Regions from separate parts of the Mus musculus genome. Here region 2 is linked to region 1. The links are chromatin loops, found by intact Hi-C in ENCODE. Cell type or tissue: gastrocnemius. All regions are shown on one strand. Links, peaks and the distances in the headings refer to the core of each region. The heading gives the core; the rest is flanking DNA.

Region 1 (4,943 bases), core at 543-4,542:
AAGTGGGACATGGGTGACAGCCTCTTAGAGTGTGGGGCTAGAGAGAGCCTCAGTATTTTTCTTTGTGTGAAATGAAGATGATGGCCCTGTGCTTAATATTCTAATGTGGCTTCAAGGCCTGGTGCCAGCTTTGTGACTTGATCGAGTTGCGGGTCCTCCCTGTTCTCCTGCATGGCTTCCACTCTCAGTTGCAGTGAGCATGGGGCTGTGGCTCCCCAGGGGACCTGGGATAAAGATCCCATAGGGAAGGGGCTGAGAGTAGGTGACCACAGTGGCCTGTTTCTCTCTGGGAGGTGTTTGGGATTCCCACCCAGGTCTGCCTTCTCTGTACTGGGAAGGGGGAAGACAAAGATGAAAGGCCATGTAGGTGGTGGGGTTTACAGGTGTAGGGTCAACCCAAGCCAAGCCCTCCTGGGCCACAGTCTCCTAGTGTGTTCCCAAGAATCAGGCTGACCGGAGACAAGGAAATGCTGATAGCTGTGGTACCCTGGATGGCCCATTGGCCTTTTCCATCTCTAGGTGTGGGCTCAGTCCTTCCTCCTTCCTCTGTCCACCTAGGCATTGACCTTGAGCAGTCTAGCAGGGTTGGGGTGGGAGGTGGCAGAGGGTCTGGGAAATGAAACATGGAAGCCAGTTGATCCCTCCTTGGGAAGTTGAAAGTGGAGACTTTGAAGGTTCGGCTGAAATTAGGTCTCAGGGCTATATTTTGTGAGATGGAGAAGTGTCAGAGAGGAAGGCTGGGGGTGGGGGAACTGCAGAAGCTGCAGATAAACGTGGCATTGTGTTGAGCGTGGATGCTTCTAGAAGCAGGTCTTCTTGGTTCACTTTCACTAGTGTTGGGCTGTGCACAAACTGTGTTTCTGATTCAGGGACGGTGCCTGGGGTGCTGTGGGAACCCAGAATGAAGGCTCTCTGGCTAAAAGAAGATGAGAGAATTCTTACAGTGGGGACCTTTATGACTGGGTTTTAAGGGACATGCAGGAGTTTCTCAACAAAAGAGACAATAGTTAGAGGAAGATAGACCCAAACAGGAACAGACCAATGGTCCCGAGTGACGTGCTGGAAGCAGGAAGGAAAAGCTGAGGGAGAAGAAATGTGAGGGGCGTTAGTGGGAGCACAGAAGCCTTTGTACTTTGTACCCACTTGAGGTTTTCAGCTGTTCTGTCCTCTCCCTACCGTAGTCTCCCTATGTGTGAACAGGCGAGTAGAAGGTGGATGAGGTGGCCGAAGGATCTACCAATCTGGCCATGTGTGCCTTCTGCAGAAGGAGGCCCTTTTCTAGAGAGGGACTGTTTTAGGTAGGTTTTGGTCAGACCACCAGATGCAGGAGTTGTTCAGGATGTGCAGGTCTAGGGGGCAGCAACAATCTCCTGGCTGAATGAACAGGATTTGTGCTTATTCGGGGAGTCAGGGTGCCATTCAGGATGGGTTAAAGGATCAAGCCAACTGCTCTTCTCACCTAAGCCTTGATCCCCTGAGCTTACATGCCCTTGTGGGAGCCTGCTTGGTCAGTTACAGGAAGCACTAGCCCAGCCTGGGCAGCTTGGATAGGGACATGGAGAGGAAAGAAAGGGAACAAACACAGCTCTGCACACCTTCTTTGCAGCTCTAGAACCTTCCAGAGTGTCCCTTGGTCTCTGCCGGGGCCTCCCTTATGACCGTGAGGGTGTGAAGACTGCTTCTTGGGCTGTGTCACAGGCTCCTTACAGGCGTTCTCATTCAGGGTGGCATTCTGGGTTCAGTGAAGGGGAGGTGGAATGGTGTGAGGCTTTTCCTCTCGACCTGTGCTCCAGGGAGACAGTGCTGACGTCTCCCCACAGAGCACCTGGGAGGGCCACTGCTCCCCTCTGTGGGTAAGTCACCTGTCTCCAGACCTCTTTCTTCATCTCCAAACAGGGCAGCTGTGAGGGCTTCAAAGCCTGCAGGTAGGCGGTTAGCCGGTGTCTAACCCTGCTGCTTGTGTTTCAGGGTCCACCCTTCCCATACTTTGCCCAGAACCCCAGGTAGCGGGGCCTATTTCTCCCCCTTCACACTGTCCCTTACTGCCCCAAAGCAACAGCATCCCTGATAGAGCTCTGAGGTGCAGCTGGGACTAGGAGTTGGAGAGAGATGAGAGAGTGAGAGGCTTAGGAAACCAGAGCTAGTGTTCTAAGGGGACAGTAGCATGGGTAGAGCTGGCCTGTCTGCAGGCTGTTTTCTCACCAGCGGGAGGCAGCAGAGGGCAGCGAGTGGACATCTGGGTGGCTCTTAGTGAGAGCTGAGGTCTTAGTTTGTACCCCTGACCACAGGGAGCCATTGAGTTATGGAGGCTGCAGGATGATCTGTGGTGACAGTAACACTGGTCAGGGAACATCCGGTTGACCAATGACAGTTGGGGCTGGCTGAGCTGGCTTGGCCCGATTTCTTCAGAGAGCTGGATCTCTACTGTGGCCCTTGGGGTCATTGGAGGACCAAGGTTTGGGGCCACAGCAGGCTTGTATCAGGAGAGGCTCAGGGTGAAAGGCTAGTGTGTGAGCTGACAAGTAGGGTTAGGGCCCTGAAGTCACCAGGCTGGGCCTACTAAATGGTTAGACCCTGCCATACTGAATTGCCTAGAGGTTCCTTGGGCCCCTTGTTAGCTTCTCCACCACTTTGGGAGGGAATAGGGGGGCATTCCAGGTGAGGCAGATGGTGGGTCAGGTTCTCTGCACGGGGTTCCAAGCTCAGCATGGCTGACTATACTGACTGTGGTGACATGGTAGAGGATCATAAACCTGTTCTTGGCAGGTCCATGAGGCAGACTGCAGTGGTGTTCATTTCCTCCTTACAGTTCCAGGCCACACACACTTTGCTTTCTAAGATGACTACATTGAGCAGAGTGGAAGGGCCCGCTGAAGCTCCTTCCTCCAGCACTTGGATGTGGAAGGAGTCATGGACCTTAATGGCTTGCCTGTGGCCAGTCTGTGCTAGCCAGTATCATTTTTTAGTCCCCTCCTTATGGATGAGGAATGATAGACTCAGAGAGGGGGCACACTGTGCTGGGTCACACAGTAAGGGCCAGAGCTGACATCGGAATCCATGCTCCCCTCTCCCGCTTTCCCTTGCTCAACACAGTGCCTGAGAGGTTATTTCTTTGTACCCAACCTGTGGTCCTGCAGGCCCTATCCCCTTCCTGGATCAGGAGCCTGGACAGAGGTAAGGTTCAGATGCCGCCTTCCTGTTTCCACTTTCTTGCTCTCTGTGTGTATGTGTTTGTGTGTGTGTGCACATGTGTGTATCCATTAGTGTTTGTGTGTGTGCACAAGTGTGTATATGTTAGTATTTGTCTGTGTGCACATGTGTGTATCCATTAGTGTTTGTGTGTGTGCACATGTGTGTATCCATTAGTGTTTGTTTGTGTGTGTGCACATGTGTGTATCCATTAGTGTTTGTTTGTGTGCACATGTGTGTTGACTTTGAGGTCCCTTCTCAGCTTCTCTCCCTCTCTCTCCCTCTCTCCCCTCACTTCCTCTCCCTGAGACACAGGCTCTCTCACTATTAGCCTAGAGTTCACTGGTGTCTAGGTTCACTGACCAGACCTTGGGCTCCTGGTCTTCTGCCTCCCCTCTTAAGTGCTAAGAGGACAGGCATACACCATCATGCCTGGCTTATACCGTGCTGGGAATCAAGCTTAAGACTGTGTGTAGGCTGGGCAAGCACTGTACCACTGAACCACATCACCCTCCACCCCTCATTCCCTCACATTTTCCTGCTGTGAATACAAAGTGATCACATGGCACTGGGGTTGGATTACAGATGTAATTACATGTGAGTTCTTGGGCAGGGATTGTTTCTGAAGCCAGGAGGCCTTCTGTGGAGGTGGCAGATACTGACATCTGTTTCGTACACAAGTCTAACGTCTCGATGAATAACTGCCTGTGGATTGCTTAGAGAACATCTTAGAGAAGCCACACCCCTCCCCCGCCCTAGTGCCTCAGATGGCCTCTAGTGGGAGCAGGTGGCTCCATTTCTCTCTCCAGCCTGGCATCCGGGCATCCAGGGCCTGGAAGGACTGCCTCAGCCTCTGACTTCGGACTGGTTGATCTTTTTGCCACCTTTCCATCCCTTGCTTTGGTCTTCCTGGGCAGACATTCTCTTCCCAGCTCCAGGATGTGTCCTCATGTCCTTCCTCTCTTCCGCTCTGTCACTAACGATTCACTACGTGCCTCCCTTCCACCAGCTGATCATGACCTTCTCAAGGGCAGGACTGGCATCTGATTCCTTGGAATCCTCAGCTCCTGCTGCGGGCACCTGCTAGGGGCTGGTGGAGTGAAGGGGAGTTGAGGGGGGCAACAGGGAGCAAATTAATTAGATGGGGATGAAGTGGGGAGCAGCTACCTCTTCAAATCTACGTCTGTGGCCACTGTGACTACCAACTCTGAGATGAAGGTCTAGCTGGCCCACCAGCTCCTAGGAGCCCCAGAAGAACATCAGCTCTTGCCCAGACTTTGTTTCTGCCTCTGATCCTTCTGAGGCCACGACTCCCAGGGCAACCTGCAACTGCCAGATTGTGGGAGGACAATTGCCCGTGGTGCCATCTCCAAGTGCGTCTGTTTTCCTAGTGGAAAGGCATGTAGCCACGCTGCCTGCTGCCCCTGGGACTCCGGGTGCTGCTGCCCTTGCAGTTTGGCTTTCTTGCCGCTCAAGTCAGAGATCCCCTGGGATGTTCCCCATTGGTTAGCACTTCTCCCGGCCTTGCTCCAGGGCTAGCCCAGACTGTTGCGTGTCTGGGAGGCTAGGATTATCTGACCATCTTTGGGTTAGCCACTGCTCTCAAAAGGTCTCTTTCATTTGTTATCACAGCAAATGAATTTCCACTGGTATGGTGGGGGAGTGTGCCCAAGAAATAGAGGGTTTAGAGGTTTGCTAGCTTCTAGAACAGCTTTCATTGCAGGAATGAGGAAACCAAGTCACAGAATGGCTAA
Region 2 (4,943 bases), core at 673-4,672, 110 kb before region 1:
GAGCTGGGCTGAGAAACAGTTCCAGCCAGGAACGTGGAGATAAGAAAGGAATAAACGTCAGTGAGGAAAATATCTGCTTAATTTAAACAAATTTGTCTGTACAAAACAATAATAATAACAATGCCATGTGGAGAGTGATATATAGAAAGAACTCAAATACCAGATGGTTCCAGATGACACCAGAACATGAATCAGGTGGGGTAAATAGGGTTTTAAATGGCCCGAGGTCCCTCATACCTGCATCAGTGGTGAGGGTGACGACATTCATTAGTGTTAGACTTGAACGAGTCAAGGTGCGCTGTGCTGCGCTGGCTTTAGGATTGCCACTTATAGAAAGGGACACTAACAATTAATAACACAGTGATATGATCAATATAAATACCAAACCCACCCGGAATGAAGTTTTAAGAGGATGTGTATGTGTGTGTAGAATACATTTTGACTTTTTAAATATGAAGCATAAGGAAACATCAAAGATAATTTTTTTTAAATGCTAATAAAAATCTCTTCTACTGGGACTGGAGAGGTGGCTCAGTGGTTAAGAGCACTGGCTGCTCTTCCAGAGGTCTGGAGTTCAATTTCCCAGAAACTACATGGTGGCTCACAACCATCTGTAAAGAGATCTGATGCCCTCTTCTGGTGTGTCTGAAGAGAACAACAGTGTACTCGCATATATAAAATAAATAAATAAATCGCTTTTTAAAAAGTCACTTCAGTTGTTGGATGTAAAGGGGGCTCAGTGGATAAAGCCCCTGCTTGTTAGTGTGAGGGTGCTGCTCAAGCCCTCAGAGCCAGGTGGGCCTGGTGGGCTGCCTGTGATCCTAGGGCTCCAAGGGTGGATACAGGGGACTGCTGGGTCAAGCTGCCTAAACGAACTACCATATGGCCAAGCTGTGGGTTCATCTGAGAGATACTGCCTCAGTGAATGAGAAGGAAGATTCCCTATGTCAGCCTTAGATCTCCAAATGTGCACCTATAGATAAACACTCCCACATATGGGAACACACACACACACACACACACACACACACACACACACACACACCTGCCTGCATACCACACACCCAAACACATACTTTTTTTTTTTTTTTTTCTGAGACAGGATTTTTGTCTTGCCACTCTGAAGACCAGGATAGCCTCAAACTCAGAGATCTGCCTGCCTCTGTCTCACAGAGACAGAGGATTAAAGTGCTGGGATTAAAGGTGTATGGCACTGCCTGACCCACACATACATTTTTTAAATTTACGTTAATTAGACAGTAAGCACACAACATTCTATTCAACATGATTCACACATGTCTACATATGTAAAATATTTTTTAGTTTCTGCTCCACTGTTAGCAAAGAGAAAAACAAAATTCAGAATATAAGTCATGCATGATATGGTCTTATTTGTGTATATATATACACACACACATGCATACTACATCATACCACACACACACATGCATACTACATCAATCATACCACACACACACACACACATGAGTACCACATCGTACCACACACACACACACACACACACAACACACCACATCATACCACACACACACATACCACATTATACCATGTGCACACACACTACACACACTATACACATGCACACACCACATCACACCTCACACACATGCATGCATACTATGTCATATCACACACACACACACACACACACACACACACACACCACATCATAACAAACACACACACACATGAGTACCACATCGTACCACACGCACACACACATACACACCACATCATAACAAGCACACATACACATGTACCACATCGTACACCCCCCCACACAAACACATACCACACCAACCACACACACACATACCACATTATACCATGTGCACACATACACACACACTATACACATGCACATACCACATCTCTCTCTCTCACACACACACACACACACACACACACACCCCACATTCTGTAGAAAAAGTGCTGAAGCTTACTTGACAAAGTGCAATCCATGTTTAACTTGGCAGGATAAGAGGTGATAATTCTGAAAAAAAAACCTGTCTATTTTTGTCACATATAGAATCCATGTCATTTACACATTTTCATTAGATATGTATTACCTAGTAATTGGCAATCTCCAACAGACCAATGATGTTGTTGTAGAAGTAAATTGAAAATACATCATGAAAGGCTGTATATAATCAAGTGTCCTTAGCTAGGCCTGGTGGCACAGGCCTGAAACCCCAGCTACTCCAAAGGCTGAAACAGGGGGATTTTGAGTTCAAGGCTGGCCTTGCTACAGAGTGAGTTCAAATCTAGCCTAGGCAAATTAAGGAAACTTTGTCTCAAATTTTTTTTCAATAAAAAGGAAAAGGAAAGTGAAAAGAGGGCTGAGAATGGAGCCCAGGGCTTAGAGCATGTTCCTGGTTGGGACAGCCATCCAAACAAACAAACAAACAAACAAACAAACAAACAAACAAACGTTATTCCTGGCTCCCAGTGGAACCGCCTTGTTGTGCTGGCCCACATCTGCCACACGGTGGCGCTGCTAGTCTGCCGGCTGCTTCCAGCCCCGGACCTTGGCAGGGAAGGGGTGGGATGTCTTAGTGAACAGATTTATTTCCTCAGCATTCTGCCGGCAACCTCAATAGGTGGTATCTGGAGTACAGACTCAGTAAGTCAGCCGTCCCCGTGGGTAGCTCCCGCTGCTGTGAGTCGAATGGCTTCACATCTCCCCATGACCAGCCTGGATACCCTGGTCAAGCCTGTATGGCCTTCAGGATCTGCTCTAGAGGTATAGAGTTTAAAGTCCAGCAGGAGCCCGATTTGTCGTGGCCCGTCTCACCTGTCACGGGAGTTAGCTGTAAGAGAAGGGGGTCTGTGGTGAGGTGGTTGGTCATGGCTCTCTGCACTGACCTCAGTCTCTGAGCGAGTGGTGTCTGCTCAGGGCCTTCCACAGCTCCCTACCACCCTCAGTCAAGTTCCAATGCGCTTCTGGCAATCAGCCCATGCTCCACCCCCTCGGACCCCTTTCTTCCCTTCTGCCTGTCACTGTCCTCATTGTTTCCATTCTTGCAAACGCTCTTTCACTTCCTGTAGCATAAATACTGCGTCCTTCTAGAATTCTCTCCAGCTCCTTCCCTTCCCAACACTACACTTGATTCGGGCCATATGTAGGGCAGGGCCCCATGGGAACCCAGAGCCTGTCTGCCTGGATCATCTCCTCTCTCCTGTGCCAGGACCTGGGGCACCCAGCAGGCACTCACATGTCCCTGCACTGTGTAAGAAGGCTGGAGAGCAGTCACTGGCGGCTGTGGTTGGAATGGGGGGCGCGGGGGTGGGGGGAGACTGGGGGGGCTGGGGGTGGGAGCTGGAGGACTGGGGGGGGGTAGGCCGGTGGGGGGAGGGGTCCTTTAGGGAAACGAGAAGACATGATAAAGGTACTGCCAGGGCCCCTGGCACACAGCTCTAGCTGGACCAGATTGAAGTCAACCACATGAGATAGGTCCCCATCAGCCTGGTCTCTTTTTGTCACACGCTACTGTCCTCCAGACCCCGCATGTCCTCCTGACTCACTGGTGATAGCTTCCAGAAAATGTCCCTGCATTCTGTCACCCGACTTTGTATCTTTTCCCCACCTGCGTCTCCACGGTCTATCTATCTCAGGGTGGACTCCATCACCCACCTGCCATCAAGGGCTTGGTGACTCCTAGGATCCTGTGAGGTAATTCATTCCCTGTTGCTCCTTGTCAGTTCCTCAAATGACATGCTGCAGCCATTCTTCCTGTCCCGAGTTCATTTTGCTCCCCCAGCCTGGGCAACCCCCTCTGTTCCTAGGGGATGAGTGTAAACTCCGTCAGTTTCTGTTTATACCACCTTTCTTCCAGGAAGCCCTCTCTGACTTGGTGTCACTCCTTGGGATTCCTGCAATCAGCTGAACCTCTTTGTCTTTGTCCTGTTGACACTATGTGGCCCTTGCTCATGCCCTGCCTTTTGATTGAAGATGGCATTTAGTCCTTGTTCTATGGCCTCTTGCCACCCCCTAGCCCCAAGTGCACTATCCTTATTGAATCCCCCAGCTTTGGGGGTCCCCTGCTCCTGAGCCATCTCCTGCCACATGCTGGCTTACTCCCCTTCTTGGGCAGTTTTTTCTCATTCCCATCTTCTAAGGCCAGACTTTCACCCTTAGACTTTCCTCCTTCTGTCTCCTGGCACTTCCTCTAGGCACCTGTATCTCAATCCCACCCGTCCCTGAAGGGCGAGAACCTGCCCCCAACCCTAGGCTCAGCCTTACACCAGCTACCAGCCTCTCTACTGTAGCCCAACTGTCAGAGTACAAAGCTAGCCTGAAGCTCAGCCACTCTTCTGCTCCTCACCGTCGACCACATCCTTTGCCCTGGGAAACAGGAACCTTGGTGTCCATTTCCCTTCCTCTTACCATCCCACAGCCAACCCATCAGGAAAGCCCGTGGCTATCTGCAGAACATGTCAGAGTCCCGCAACTTCTCACATCCCCATGGGGACTACCTGGTTCTAGATCTCTTGTTGGGTCAAGTTCAATTCCCTTCTCCCATCCTCCTGACATCCACTCTGCCCCTCTGAGGCCTGTTCTCAATGGGGAAGCCACCTGTGAGTGGGACCCTGATCCTCATTCTGTTCTAGGCCTCCCCTGGGCCATCTCCCTACCTAGAATATACTGGGTCCCTCTTGGACTGCTAGATGCTCAGGAGCTGGCCTGGTCTCTACTGTTCCGTAGACAACCTTAGGGTCTTGAGTGGGCCTCCCCTTGGCTTCTGACCATGTCCCCATGTCTGCAAAGATCCTGTTTCTTTCCCCTCCACCTTCCCTCACCTCTTCTTTTAGATCATTGTTCAGTGAGGTCTCCCCAGATTAATTTAGCTACAAAGCCACTCCCCAGCACTTTCCATCTCCTCCCTGGCTCACTCATCGCCTCTGACACACTGCCCTTGTCT

What was found. A loop is a pair of places that touch in the nucleus more often than their neighbours do. Peaks named below come from ENCODE experiments on the same cell type or tissue, not always from the same donor. Only the 100,000 strongest peaks of a DNase experiment are listed, where the experiment ranks them.
Region 2: it touches region 1 in a loop (3-fold over the local background); 28 of 42 quality-filtered maps call a loop at or near these places.

What each region holds. Positions count from the first base shown.
Region 1 is chr2:35,647,693-35,652,635 of GRCm38, forward strand. All of the region lies in intron 2 of Dab2ip (disabled 2 interacting protein), which reads left to right. Among named protein-coding and RNA genes, the nearest start is that of Dab2ip, 28 kb to the left of the region's middle. In gastrocnemius, for the core only: CTCF peaks have their summits at 2,205 (motif pointing right) and 3,964; DNase peaks (open chromatin) are centred at 2,213 and 3,965; H3K27ac peaks cover 2,263 bases.
Region 2 is chr2:35,542,303-35,547,245 of GRCm38, forward strand. No RefSeq gene overlaps it. Among named protein-coding and RNA genes, the nearest start is that of Gm13446, 14 kb to the right of the region's middle. In gastrocnemius, for the core only: a CTCF peak has its summit at 2,500 (motif pointing right); DNase peaks (open chromatin) are centred at 2,551, 2,993 and 3,145; H3K4me3 peaks cover 398 bases; H3K27ac peaks cover 625 bases.